Linked DNA regions of Homo sapiens: regions 2, 3 and 4 are each linked to region 1. Evidence: chromatin contacts called from ENCODE Hi-C or POLR2A ChIA-PET data. All regions are on one chromosome and are shown on one strand. The core of a region is the stretch at or near the end of the contact, and the rest is flanking DNA. Distances in the headings are between cores, read along the strand shown. Region 1 has its middle 150 kb from the start of MIR4316. Region 2 overlaps LOC105371908 (a long non-coding RNA gene). Region 3 has its middle 14 kb from the start of LINC01973. Region 4 has its middle 40 kb from the start of LINC01973.

Region 1 (2,700 bases), core at 201-2,700:
CCGTCGGAGCCAGCCCCGCGTTGCAGGGACCTGACGACCCTGAGGTCCAGCCTTCCCCGATGCCCAGCCCAGCTCAGTCCACTGTGTCCTCTTTGGCCTCTTCCCATCCTGGTTTCTCAGTCGTTCTCAGCCAAGCCACAGGACTGGAAGCTTTGTCGCTTTCTATAAGGACTTGCCTGTCAGGGGGAGTTAGTTCGAAAGGAACGGGGAGTGAAGACTCAATGTGAATTTCAGGTAAAAATCTCCGGGTCTGAGGAGACTGGGTCTGACAGCCAGTGCTGGCCTCGGGGACCCTGATGGAGACGTTCACACAGGTGCCCAACTGCAGGACGACCCTGCCGAGGAGGCACCTGCTGGGGCCAATTAGAATTCCTCGTTCTGGGCTGGGTTAATTTGCATAAACTCTGAGCCCCCAGGAAAAATCTTCCGCGAGGCCTCTTCCTCTTTGTTAATTGAAAAAGGCTCTTTGTCTGTCTTCAGCTGTCAGCTCACATGCGGCCTCCCCAGGCAAGCCTTTCCCAGCTCCTCAGACCAGGCAGGTCGCCCCTGCGGTCTCCGCGTCTCCTCCCCACACCTCAGCTCACCCACTCGGAATTATCTGTGAGTTTCCTTCCAGCTTCAGCGCCACAAGGACAGGGACCTTGTCTCTTCCTGTGGTGGTTGTTTCTATCATCACTAAATCCATACCTAGTGCACTAGCGCACGGTAGAGGTTGTTTGCTCAATGAATGAATGCATTTCCTTGTAGGACCCCCGGCTGCCCCGAGTGAGCCACACTCCTTACAAAGACCAGGCAACTACGTTGAAGAAATGTTGATATTTATCAAGAAACACTCTTCCAACCATTTTTAATTTTTTTTGGACGTTAAAGTATTTATTGGGTCGGGTGTGGTGGTTCACGCCTGTAATTCCAGCACTTGGGGAGGCCGAGGCGGGCGGATCACTTGAGATCAGGAGTTTGAGACCAGCCTGGCCAACATGGTGAAACCCTGTCTCTACTAAAAATACAAAAATTAGCCGGGCATGGTGGCTCGTGCCTGTAGTCCCAACTACTTGGGAGGCTGAGGGGGAGAATCGCTTGAACCCGGGAAGGGGAGGTTGCAGTGAGCCGAGATTGAGCCACTGCACTCCAGCCTGGGCGACAGAGCAAGACTCTGTCTCAAAATAAGATAAAATAAGATGTATTAGACAAAAACTGAGAGTTCTTACTTTAAATTGATTTGGAATTTTGGGTACACTTATATATTTTTTTCTAAAATAAATTGAAAGTGAATCATAGGAGAAATATTACTTTATATAAATATTATTAACTTGTTTTAAGTACTTATTAAAAACAACAACAACAAAGGCCAGGCATGGCCCCTTCCACAGAGAGCTGGTCAGCCAGCATTTTCTGCAGCTCTTACCCCAGCTGCCTCTCTTCTGGTTTCTGAGCCTCCCCACCCCCACTTAAGGAGCTTACAGCTGAGCAGGAGAGATAAGATGTTAAGTGCGTGGAAAGATTATTTTTTATTTTTGGAAAGTTGAACATTTTAAGCCAACATCCCATGAGGCTGTGGGATTAGGCTGGAGGTAGAACTTGCTTATCCCATTTGGAATTGCTGAAGCTTCCCAGAAAGGCTTACTTCTTCCTCTTTTTTTTATTTCTAAAATTCTGCAGAAATTCTTCCATGCCCAGGCTAGCCTTGGGAGAAGAGTGGATGTCAAGATGTCAATGATGTATTGGAACGATGGGTGGGAAAGAGAGCCAGGGGGAGCTTTTAAGATAACATCAGAGGAATTGGCTTTCAAGGGCGTGGTGGACGATTTTGAGGACTGGCTAATGCATTTGATCAGAAGACGGGTGGTGATGGGCTGTGTTCCTATCCTGGCTCCCGTTTCTAAAAACAGCAGGCACTCAACCAGCCCTCAGGTGTCCCCTTTGTCCCAGGAAGCTTGGCAGAAGGAGCCAGGACGTCTCCAGAGGAGCAGATGGCCCTCAAAGCTGGAGGACCATCAAGAAAGAGCCTCCCTGGTGAGGAGAAACTTAGGTTACTGATATGGGAACTCAAAAACTCTCACTTCTGTGTACCCAGGAGTTCCTATTCATCTCCCCAGGAATCTTAAGTATCTGAAGGACCCGGGGCAGTTGCACAGAGTGGCCATCGGGTGTCAGTGTGGAATTAGAAGCCCTGCCTGCGTTCCTTCGCTCAGCTGCTTGGCTTTGAGTTAGATGCTCCTGGAAGCTGGGCCCGCAGCCCCATGCAGGCTGGGAACGGGGATGGAGCCGTGAGGATTCTCCCTTAATTTAATGGCCCCGTCCACTGAGCTGAGAACATGGCTGTGATCCTCAGCTTGGGCAGTTCCTATTGTATTGAGGCTTTGGAGTGCTTATGAGCTGGGCTGAGTCACGCTGATAAAAAGTTAATTTCTATTTGCTGTGGCTCAGTAATTGGATGAACATGAAAGCAATTAAATATTAAAACATACAAACAAATAACTAAGTCACTGTAATTAGCCAAAGTTTGATCACTGTCATATTTATTTAGGAAGAGGTGATATGTCTCAGCAGGTGACATTTTAAATACCCCGGGCCTCTCTGGTGTTGTCTTTGGAGAATGCTGAATAATGTACAGAGAATTTAATTAAACCCTGTTGTAAATCAGCCATGATGACAGGGAAATGACAGCCACATGTTGAAATGAGAATTAGTCCACAGCAA
Region 2 (2,700 bases), core at 172-2,671, 280 kb after region 1:
GCACAGAGGGAGCCCAGTGCCACACGGTCCCTGCAGGTGGCCAGCCCAGGGGGAGAGACCAAGAGTGGGCTGTGGCTTTCACTTTTGGCCATGGTCAAAGACTTCACCTCGGCCGGTCTCCAGCAGATGTCCTCTCCTGGTCATAACAGTCAGGGCAGCTGGGCATGGTGGCTCATGCCTGTAATCCCAGCACTTTGGGAGGCCGAGGCAGGAGGATCACTTGAGATCGGTAGTTTGAGACAAGCCTGGGCAACATAGCAAAGCCCCGTCTCTACAAAAAAAATACAAAAATTAGCCAGACATGGTGGCATACGCCTGTAGTCCCAGCTACTTGGGAGGCTGAGGTGGGAGGATCATTTCAGCCCAGGAGGTGGAGGTTGAAGTGAGCCGAGATCGCCCCACTGCATTCCAGCCTAGCCTATAGATCCAGACCATGTCTCAAAAAACAAAAACAAACAAACAAAAAAAAAAAACAAAAAACAGGGCAAGCACATACATGGACAGCTGGAAACCCATCTCGCCCGCACCTGCCCTCCTGCCAGGTGGTCATGGGCCTCACTTGGTCCAATTTTGTCCAGGTCACCAGTGGTTTCAGATTTGGATGAGAAGATAATGGCTTCACCTTGGATGCTCTGGGCCGATGCACTTGGGGAAGATTCTGTGAGCTTTTGGATTCTGGGAAGAGTCGGCATCCAGTAGGCAGTAAGGTGCACATGCCAGGGGCTCAGGGGAAGCCTTGCCCTAGAGACACAGGTGCAGATGTGCCCCAGTTATCTTTTGCTGCACAAATAACAGCCCCCAACTTGGTGGTGTCAAATGGCCATTTTATGATGCTCATCTGTGGGTCGTGAATTTGGATGAAACCATCCACAGCATGGACGGTTTGTGTCTGTGCTGGGGAATCTAGGACCTCAGGTGGGAAGAGATCTTGGGATGGGAGTGTGTGGCTGTGAGACCCAATCTCCATCCTGACCTGAGAAACGGTGTGACCTCAATACCGATGAGCTGTCAGAGGGAAATGAAGTGCCCGGCCACTTCCCTGGAGGCGCACGCCTCCCCTTAATCTCCTCTCTCCACACCAAATGCGGGCCTCGAGAGGGGGATCCCAGAGACCCCAAGGCCCATGCGCTGCTGCCCTCTGGAGACACCCCAGCCCCCCCGCTCCTCCACTCACACTCACACACACACCCTCACGCATGTATTCACACATCCTTGCACACATACACTCAGACCCTTCCGAACAGGCAAGACGGTGCCTCTTGCTCAGACCCCTTCCCGGACCAAAGGACAAACAGTGAAGCACGGGCTAGAGCCCTCCTCACCCAATTGTCATTTTTATTGGTAGCCCTGGATTCTTCCGGCAGTGGAGAGGGAGGAGGTGCTGACGAAATCTCACAGGGAAGCTGATGAGAAGCAACAGCCAAGAACTGCCCACTCGTGGGAGCAGCCTGTCTCTTCCCACCTCTGCCAGGAGGGTGTGGTCACCAGAATTCCCCAGCTGGACAAAGGAGGTCGAGGGAAGGTCACCCCTCCCAGCAAAGTAAGGAGAGTGCCCTGTGCCCTGTGCTCAGGAGAGATTGGGGCCGCACCCACCTGGCATTGCCACACCTCTGGCCTCTGCGCTCCCAGTCCCTTCATCACTGCAAGCCTCGGTTCCCGCCTCTGTCAAATGGGCATTTTCATGTCATAAAGCTTCCCAGGTCGTTTTCGGAGAATTCCATGGCAGCCCTTATGAAAGCACCCTGTACACTGTTAATGCAGGCACTGTAAAATACTATGATTAAAAATCATATTTTCTGGCCAGTTGTGGTGGCTCAAACCTGTAATCCCAGCCCTTTGGGAGGCTGAGGTGGGTGGATCACCGGAGGTCAGGAGTTCAAGACCAGCCTGGACAACATGGTGAAACCCTGTTTCTACTAAAAATACAAAAATTAGCCAGGCATGGTGGCAGGCACCTGTAATCTCAGCTACTCCGGAGGCTGAGGCATAAGAATTGCTTGAACTCGGGAGGCTGAGGTCGCAGTGAGCCGAGATGACGCCACTGCACTCCAGACTGTGCAACAGAGGGAGAGTCTGTCTCAAAAAAAATCCTATTTTCTGTTAGTGGAGGGGGCAGAGGACAGATTCTGGGAACTGTATGTGCACTCAGGACCTCTTCCAGCATTGCATGGAAATGATCTCTGGGGCCTAAGGAAGCAAGGGGAGGGCCGTAAAGGGTGCCCCGGAGCCAGGAAAGGGCATGGAGGCAGTGTGGCCTGTTAGGCAGGTGGCATCACAATTTCTGCCAGGCCCTGCCTCACCCCAAACGGTTTCCAGAAAAGGCACTGTTGCCGTGGGAACACTCGTCCAATTATTCTACTTTGCAGAAAATCACTTTTCAGCCAACTTGGTTAGAACACGTCCCTTCTACAGAGCAAAAATTGCATCTTGGTTTTTGACCTCACCCATGACCAAATATTTGAGTGGAGAAGTGGCCAGAGGACTCAGGCCACAAGAGAGATGGTCATCTAGCGGGAGATGGCAGGAGAGACCCAAGCCCTGTAATAAACCGCAGGTGGACTCCAGATGTCTGCAAATTGACAGACGAGTAGGAGCCTCCTTGAGGGACGAAGGGACAGCAGGAGTGGGGAAGGATTGAGGTTGCTCGATTCCACTCAACCAGTGGCCCTGAGGGCCAGGCCCTGCTAGACACTAGGAAAG
Region 3 (2,700 bases), core at 161-2,660, 330 kb after region 1:
GACACGTCAGAGGGTCCCCCGATGCACACGAGCCACCTCCCCTCCCTCACCGCTGCTGCGGGGCAAAGCCAAGCAGATGCTCTTAGCAGAGTGGCCCTGGGATGCCTTGGGAGGCACAACTGGTAGCTGCGTGCAGCTCAAAGCTGGAGCCACCTCCAATGCCCAGAGGAGGCTGGCCAGAGGGGCGAAGAGGAAACCAGGCTGTCACGTCAGGTCAAGTGATACATTCGGTGGTGGCCTGACCCCAGCCGGCTTGGGGAGGAAGCTTTGGGACCCGGACTCTCATGCCCAGACTCTGTGTGTGTGTGTGTGTGTGTGTGTGTGTGTACACGCGCATGTGCGTCTGTATGCACATACGTGTGTGTGCATACACGTGTGTGTGTGTGTGTGTGTGTGTGTGTGTGTGTGTGTGTGTGTGTAGGGGCAGAGTGGAGCTCTCCCTAAAAGTTCTTCTTAAATAGATAATGTTTATCAAGAAGTACCCAGACCAGCAGCGGGAAAAATACTTAATAACCACTTAAGTAAACAGCAAGATTGGCAGGAACCATTTTTCAAGAGAAAAGAGCTGGGAGAAGGCTGCCAAGCGATGGATGGAAAGTATAATAAATTCCACGTCACTGCAGAGGCTCTGGCTCTCCAAGGCACTCTGGGCCCATATCTGTCGCTAAGGCTCTGATGGGCCGGCACAGGACACTTCATCATCTTACTACTTTGACATATCACATCCCAAAAGGTGGTGCTGGGCTTGGGATGTGGTGGCTGTTCTTCCCAAACCACTGGGAGTTTGGAGAGTTCTGTGTCTGTGGAAGGGGAGCTGCGTCGAGCTCGCTGGGGCTGTGGCACCAGGAGGAAAGAGCATTTTCCAGGAGCCAGTGTCCCAGGCAGAGGATGGGAGGTGGCCTTAGGTGATGGCATATGAAGAGGGCCGTTCCTCCTCCTTCATGCAAGGATCATGCAGCTGGCCCTAAGCCAGCCTCCAGGCACTCTGGCCAAGCCTCATGTGCCCTTCCCCTTCCCCAGTAGTTCCCAGCGTGGGGCAAACAGTTCTGTCTTCTCAAGACCCAGGCGACGTGTCTCCTTTGCAGATGCTTCAGAATCCGGAGCAAGAACTCTGCAGAATGAGGCAGCTGAAGTGCCCCAGTGGAACCTCATTCTGCAGACCTAGCCCAGGGGAGGTTACCGGGCAGGCAGCTTCACAAACCCACACACAAGCAAAGGGATGTTTTATTTGAGACCACGAGGCCATGGTGATTCCCAACTCACCAATCCATGCTCCGGCACTGACCTGCTGTGTGAACTCAGACGAGCCCCTTAACCTCTCCTCCACCTCAGGTGTTCTCCCCCGTCAAATGCAATTCACAGTTTTAGCTCTGCCGGCCCCGCCAGGCTGTGGGCAGATCAGGTGAGAAAAAGGGATGTGAAAGCAAGTTTGTGAACGGCACAGCACGGAGCAAAGGCAGGACACTGTCACTTCCCATCATGGGTGCTGAACACAGAGCCACACCCCTGCCAGCCTCAGGCCGGGGTGCCCAGCCTCCCCCAAAAAGCTGCATCACAGGGCTCTCCCAAGCCCTTATTTGCATTTAGCTCCCCTCTGTGGTCCTCCCTGCAGTGGCTGAGGATGGTAATAATGACAGTAGCTGAGCTTCGTTGAGTGTGTTGCACAACAGCGCATTGCACTCTCCCAGCAACCCCGTTTTTCAGATGAGGAAGCTGAGGTGTAGAGAAGGTAAGAAATTGGCCAAAGTCAGAGTGAACGAGCAGTGAGGCTGGGTGTCCGCCTCGGATCTGTCCGGCAGCCCCTGGGCTGGGTTTCTCAGGCATTGGCCCTCCAGCTTGGTGATTTTTGCCAGCGTTGTGCCCACCCTGGACTATGATGTATAATATTGTGTGTGTATGTATTAGGTATAGTCATTTATTCAACACATTTTTATTGAGGACCTAATATATGTGCCAGGCATCACTCTGGCGTTAGACATAGGTAGTAAACCAAATGGACAAAAATACCTACCCATGTAGGGCTTTTTATTTTTTGAGACAGGGTCTTGCTGTGTCACCCAGGCTGGAGTGCAGTGGTGCAATCACGGCTCACTGCAGCCTCTGCCTCTGAGCTCAAGTGATCCTCCCACCTCAGCCTCCAAAGTACCTGGGACTACAGGTGCATACCGCCATGCCCACCTAGTTTTTGTTTTGTTTTGTTTTGTTTTTTTTGTAGAGACAAGTTTCACCATGTTCCCCAGGCTGGTCTCAAACTCCTGGGCTCAAAAGCAATCCGCCTACCTCAGTCTCCCAAAGTGCTGGGATTACAGGTATGAGCCACCCCTCCTGACCATGAACCTACTCACTTTTGAAGTAACGTTTATTTTCAGTCTGGGTATGGTGGCCTATAATCCCAGCACTTTGGGAGGCCAAGGCAGGTGGATCACTTGAGGTCAGGGGTTCAAGACCAGCCTGGTTAATACGGCCAAACCCCGTCTCTACCAAAAATACAAAAATTAGCCAGGTGTGGTGGTGCTCGCCTGTAGTCCCAGCTACTTGGGAGGCTGAGCCACAAGAATCACTTGAACCTGGGAGGTGGAGGTTGAAGTGAGCTGAGATCCTGCCACTGCCCTCCAGCCTAGGTGACAAAGGGAGACTCTGTCTCAAAAGAAAAAAATAATAATAATAACATTGATTTTTAAAAGACAAGTTCATGTCGCT
Region 4 (2,700 bases), core at 178-2,677, 300 kb after region 1:
AAGTAGGACCCGAAAGAAACTTTCCCTTCTTGGAAACGTCCGTGTCGCCATTATCCCCAACAACTTCCTTTTCACCTCCCTGCCTCTAAGGGACCCTCCCACCATCAGCTTTCTCCTCTTTATCCTGTGCCTCCAACTTCCCCCTTCCATGGCTGCTACATAATAAGCATTCAATAAATATGAGTCATTAAATAGTCACTGCTGTTCCTGCCTCTTCCCCCTCTCTATATTAACACATTCAGTGTTCTATCACCTAAGAAAACTAAAACCTTCCAAAATGTTTCCCACATGTGGTCGGCTATTGATGATTTTTATTTCTGCCTTTGCATTTTTACATGTCAGAGGTCTCTACCATGCACATGTGTCTAAGAGGATTACAATGAATAAGAGCTGACATTGGCTGAGCAGGAACTCTGGGCCGTCCCCGGTGCTAGGAGTTTCCTATGCACCCTATTGGTTCAGCCTCTCGACAATCCCATGTAGGGTTACCAACTGTCCCAGATGGCCCAGGCCTGAGGGGCTTCCTGGGACAAGAGACTTCTATTGCAAAAACTGGGATAATCTCAGGCAAACCAGGAGGGTTGGCCACCTTCCACCAAGGAGGCGCTATCATGATCCCCATTTTATAGATGAGAAAATTGAGGCTCAAAGAGGCTTAAAACTCTCCCTCGGGGCCAGGCACGGTGGCTCATGCTTGTAATCCCAGCACTTTGGGAGGCCAAGGCGGGCAGATCACTTGAGGTTGGGAGTTTGAGACTAGCCTGGCCAACATGGTGAAACCCCGTCTCTACCAAAAAATACAAAAATTAGCCAGCTGTGGTGGCACATGCCTGTAGTCCTGGCTACTTGGGAGGCTGAGGCACGAGAATTGCTTGAACCCAGGAGGCGGAGGTTGCAGTGAGCTGAGATCGCACCACTGCACTCCAGCCTGGGTGACAAAGTGAGACTGTCTCAAAAAAAAAAAAAAAAAACCTGCCTGGGAATCTGATCAAAAAAGGGGCAAGCAAAGGACGTAAGTAGACATTTCTCCAGAGAAGACATACCAGTGGCCAAGAAGCCCACGAAAAGACGCTCACCAGCATTAGTCATCAGGCAAATGCAAATCAAAACCACAATGAGGTTGAGGTGCCACTTCACACGCTCGACAACAGCTATAATTTTGTTTTAAAACTGAAAATAAGCGTTGGTGAGGTTATAGAGAAATTAGAACACTTACACATTGCTGGTGGAAATGTAAAATGTTTCAGCCACTGTGGAAAACAATTTGGTGATTCCTCAAAAAGTTAATCATAAAATTGCTATATAATCCACAATTCCACTCCTATGAATATAGCCAGAAAAACCTGAAAATAGACACTCAAACAAATACATGTGCACACACGTTCATAGCAGCATTATTCATGCCAGCCAAAAGGTGGAAACAACCCAGATGTCCATCAAACAATGAATGGACAAATGAATTTTGGTCCATCCATACACCGGAATATGATTCCTTAAAGAGGAATGAAGCTCTTAGATGAATGAAGCCTAAGAACATAAAGCTCAGTGAGAGAGGCCACAGGCCACAGGCAAAAGCTCCCATTTAACCTGATTGCATTTTTTTTTTTTTTTTTTTTGAGATGGAGTCAGTGTCATTCTATCACTCAGGCTGGAGTGCAGCGGCACGATCTCGGCTCACTGCAACCTCTGCCTCCCAGGTTCAAGCCATTCTGCGTGAGCCTCCCAAGTAGCTGGGATTACAGGCATTCGCCACCACCTCCAGCTAATTTTTGTATGTTTTAGTAGAGAGGGGGCTTCACCGTGTTGGCCAGGCTGGTCTTGAACTCCTGATCTCAGGTGATCCGCCCGCCTCAGCCTCCCAAAGTACTGATTACATTTTTATTAATTGTTCAGAGGAGGCAATGCATGCAAACAACGCAGATTGGTGGCTTCCAGGGGCTGGAGGAGGAGGAAGGAGGACTGACTGCCACTGGGTACGAGGTTTCCTCTTGGGTGATGCCAAGGTTTGGGAACTTGCAGAAGTAGTGGCTGCACAACATTGAATATACTAAATGCCAGGAATTGTACACTTAAAAACGGCTCATTTTGAGCTGTGAGCTTCACCTTGATTTACCAAAAACAACAAAAACAAAACCTGTACTTCAGGTCACACAACTGATGAACACAGAGCCGGCCCCGGAGCATAGGACACCCACCAGCCCGCCTTCCGTGACCGCTGGAGCCTGTGTCGCTGCTAGTCCCCCCTAGCTCAGGCCTGCCTCCCCATGCTTCTCCAAAGGCTCTCTCTACTTGTCCACTCGCCATTTGCTTGTCACCGGGGTCAGGCTTCCCCGACCACCACCCTGTGCTGGTCACCCACCCTCTTCCACTGGGCAAGTCCAGTGAACGGCACTGGGGGGTATTTGCCATTCTCCCCACCAGACTGCTGCAAACTGCCTCATAAAATTACTCAGAAAAACCCAGGGAGGCCAAGCATGGTGGCTCGCACCTGTAATCCCAGCACTTTGGGAGGCCAATGTGGGCAGATCACTGAGGTCAGGAGTTCGAGACCAGCCTGGCCAACATGGCGAAACCCCGTCTCTACTAAAAACACAAAAATTAGCTGGGTGTGGTGACGGACCCCTGTAATCCCAGCTACTCAGGAGGCTGAGGTGGGAGAATCACTTCAACCCAGGAGGTGGAGGTTGCAGTGAGCCGAGA

Evidence for each region. A loop is a pair of places that touch in the nucleus more often than their neighbours do. ChIA-PET counts read pairs that join two places held with the same protein, here RNA polymerase II (POLR2A). Pooled maps may share reads with other maps.
Region 2: a loop to region 1 is called in a map of heart right ventricle, with 2.8 times the contacts of the local background. The contact joins two enhancer-like sites. A Hi-C loop is called at or near these places in 10 of 168 maps with a recorded cell type or tissue (Right ventricle myocardium inferior, aorta, cardiac septum and 5 more) and 15 of 50 pooled maps. POLR2A ChIA-PET finds 5 or more read pairs at or near these places in 2 of 52 experiments (Panc1 and naive thymus-derived CD4-positive, alpha-beta T cell).
Region 3: a loop to region 1 is called in a pooled map, with 4 times the contacts of the local background. The contact joins two enhancer-like sites. A Hi-C loop is called at or near these places in 2 of 50 pooled maps. POLR2A ChIA-PET finds 5 or more read pairs at or near these places in 2 of 52 experiments (A673 and H1).
Region 4: a pooled map shows a loop between it and region 1 (4-fold over the local background). The contact joins two enhancer-like sites. A Hi-C loop is called at or near these places in 2 of 168 maps with a recorded cell type or tissue (aorta and chondrocyte) and 6 of 50 pooled maps. POLR2A ChIA-PET finds 5 or more read pairs at or near these places in 2 of 52 experiments (A673 and H1).

The regions. Positions count from the first base shown.
Region 1 is chr17:77,540,740-77,543,439 of GRCh38, forward strand. No RefSeq gene overlaps it. Among named protein-coding and RNA genes, the nearest start is that of MIR4316, 150 kb to the left of the region's middle. Within about 2 kb of position 1,451, at least 5 of the 41 ENCODE cell types and tissues checked have a DNase peak (open chromatin) inside an H3K27ac peak, as active enhancers do; they include heart right ventricle, where a contact is called at or near this core.
Region 2 is chr17:77,821,355-77,824,054 of GRCh38, forward strand. The region is part of intron 1 of LOC105371908 (a long non-coding RNA gene); the gene reads right to left. Among named protein-coding and RNA genes, the nearest start is that of LINC01973, 61 kb to the right of the region's middle. Within about 2 kb of position 1,422, at least 4 of the 41 ENCODE cell types and tissues checked have a DNase peak (open chromatin) inside an H3K27ac peak, as active enhancers do; they include heart right ventricle, where a contact is called at or near this core.
Region 3 is chr17:77,868,386-77,871,085 of GRCh38, forward strand. No RefSeq gene overlaps it. Among named protein-coding and RNA genes, the nearest start is that of LINC01973, 14 kb to the right of the region's middle. RefSeq lists an enhancer at 1,197-1,286. Within about 2 kb of position 1,411, at least 8 of the 41 ENCODE cell types and tissues checked have a DNase peak (open chromatin) inside an H3K27ac peak, as active enhancers do.
Region 4 is chr17:77,842,649-77,845,348 of GRCh38, forward strand. No RefSeq gene overlaps it. Among named protein-coding and RNA genes, the nearest start is that of LINC01973, 40 kb to the right of the region's middle. RefSeq lists a silencer at 1,088-1,187. Within about 2 kb of position 1,428, at least 2 of the 41 ENCODE cell types and tissues checked have a DNase peak (open chromatin) inside an H3K27ac peak, as active enhancers do.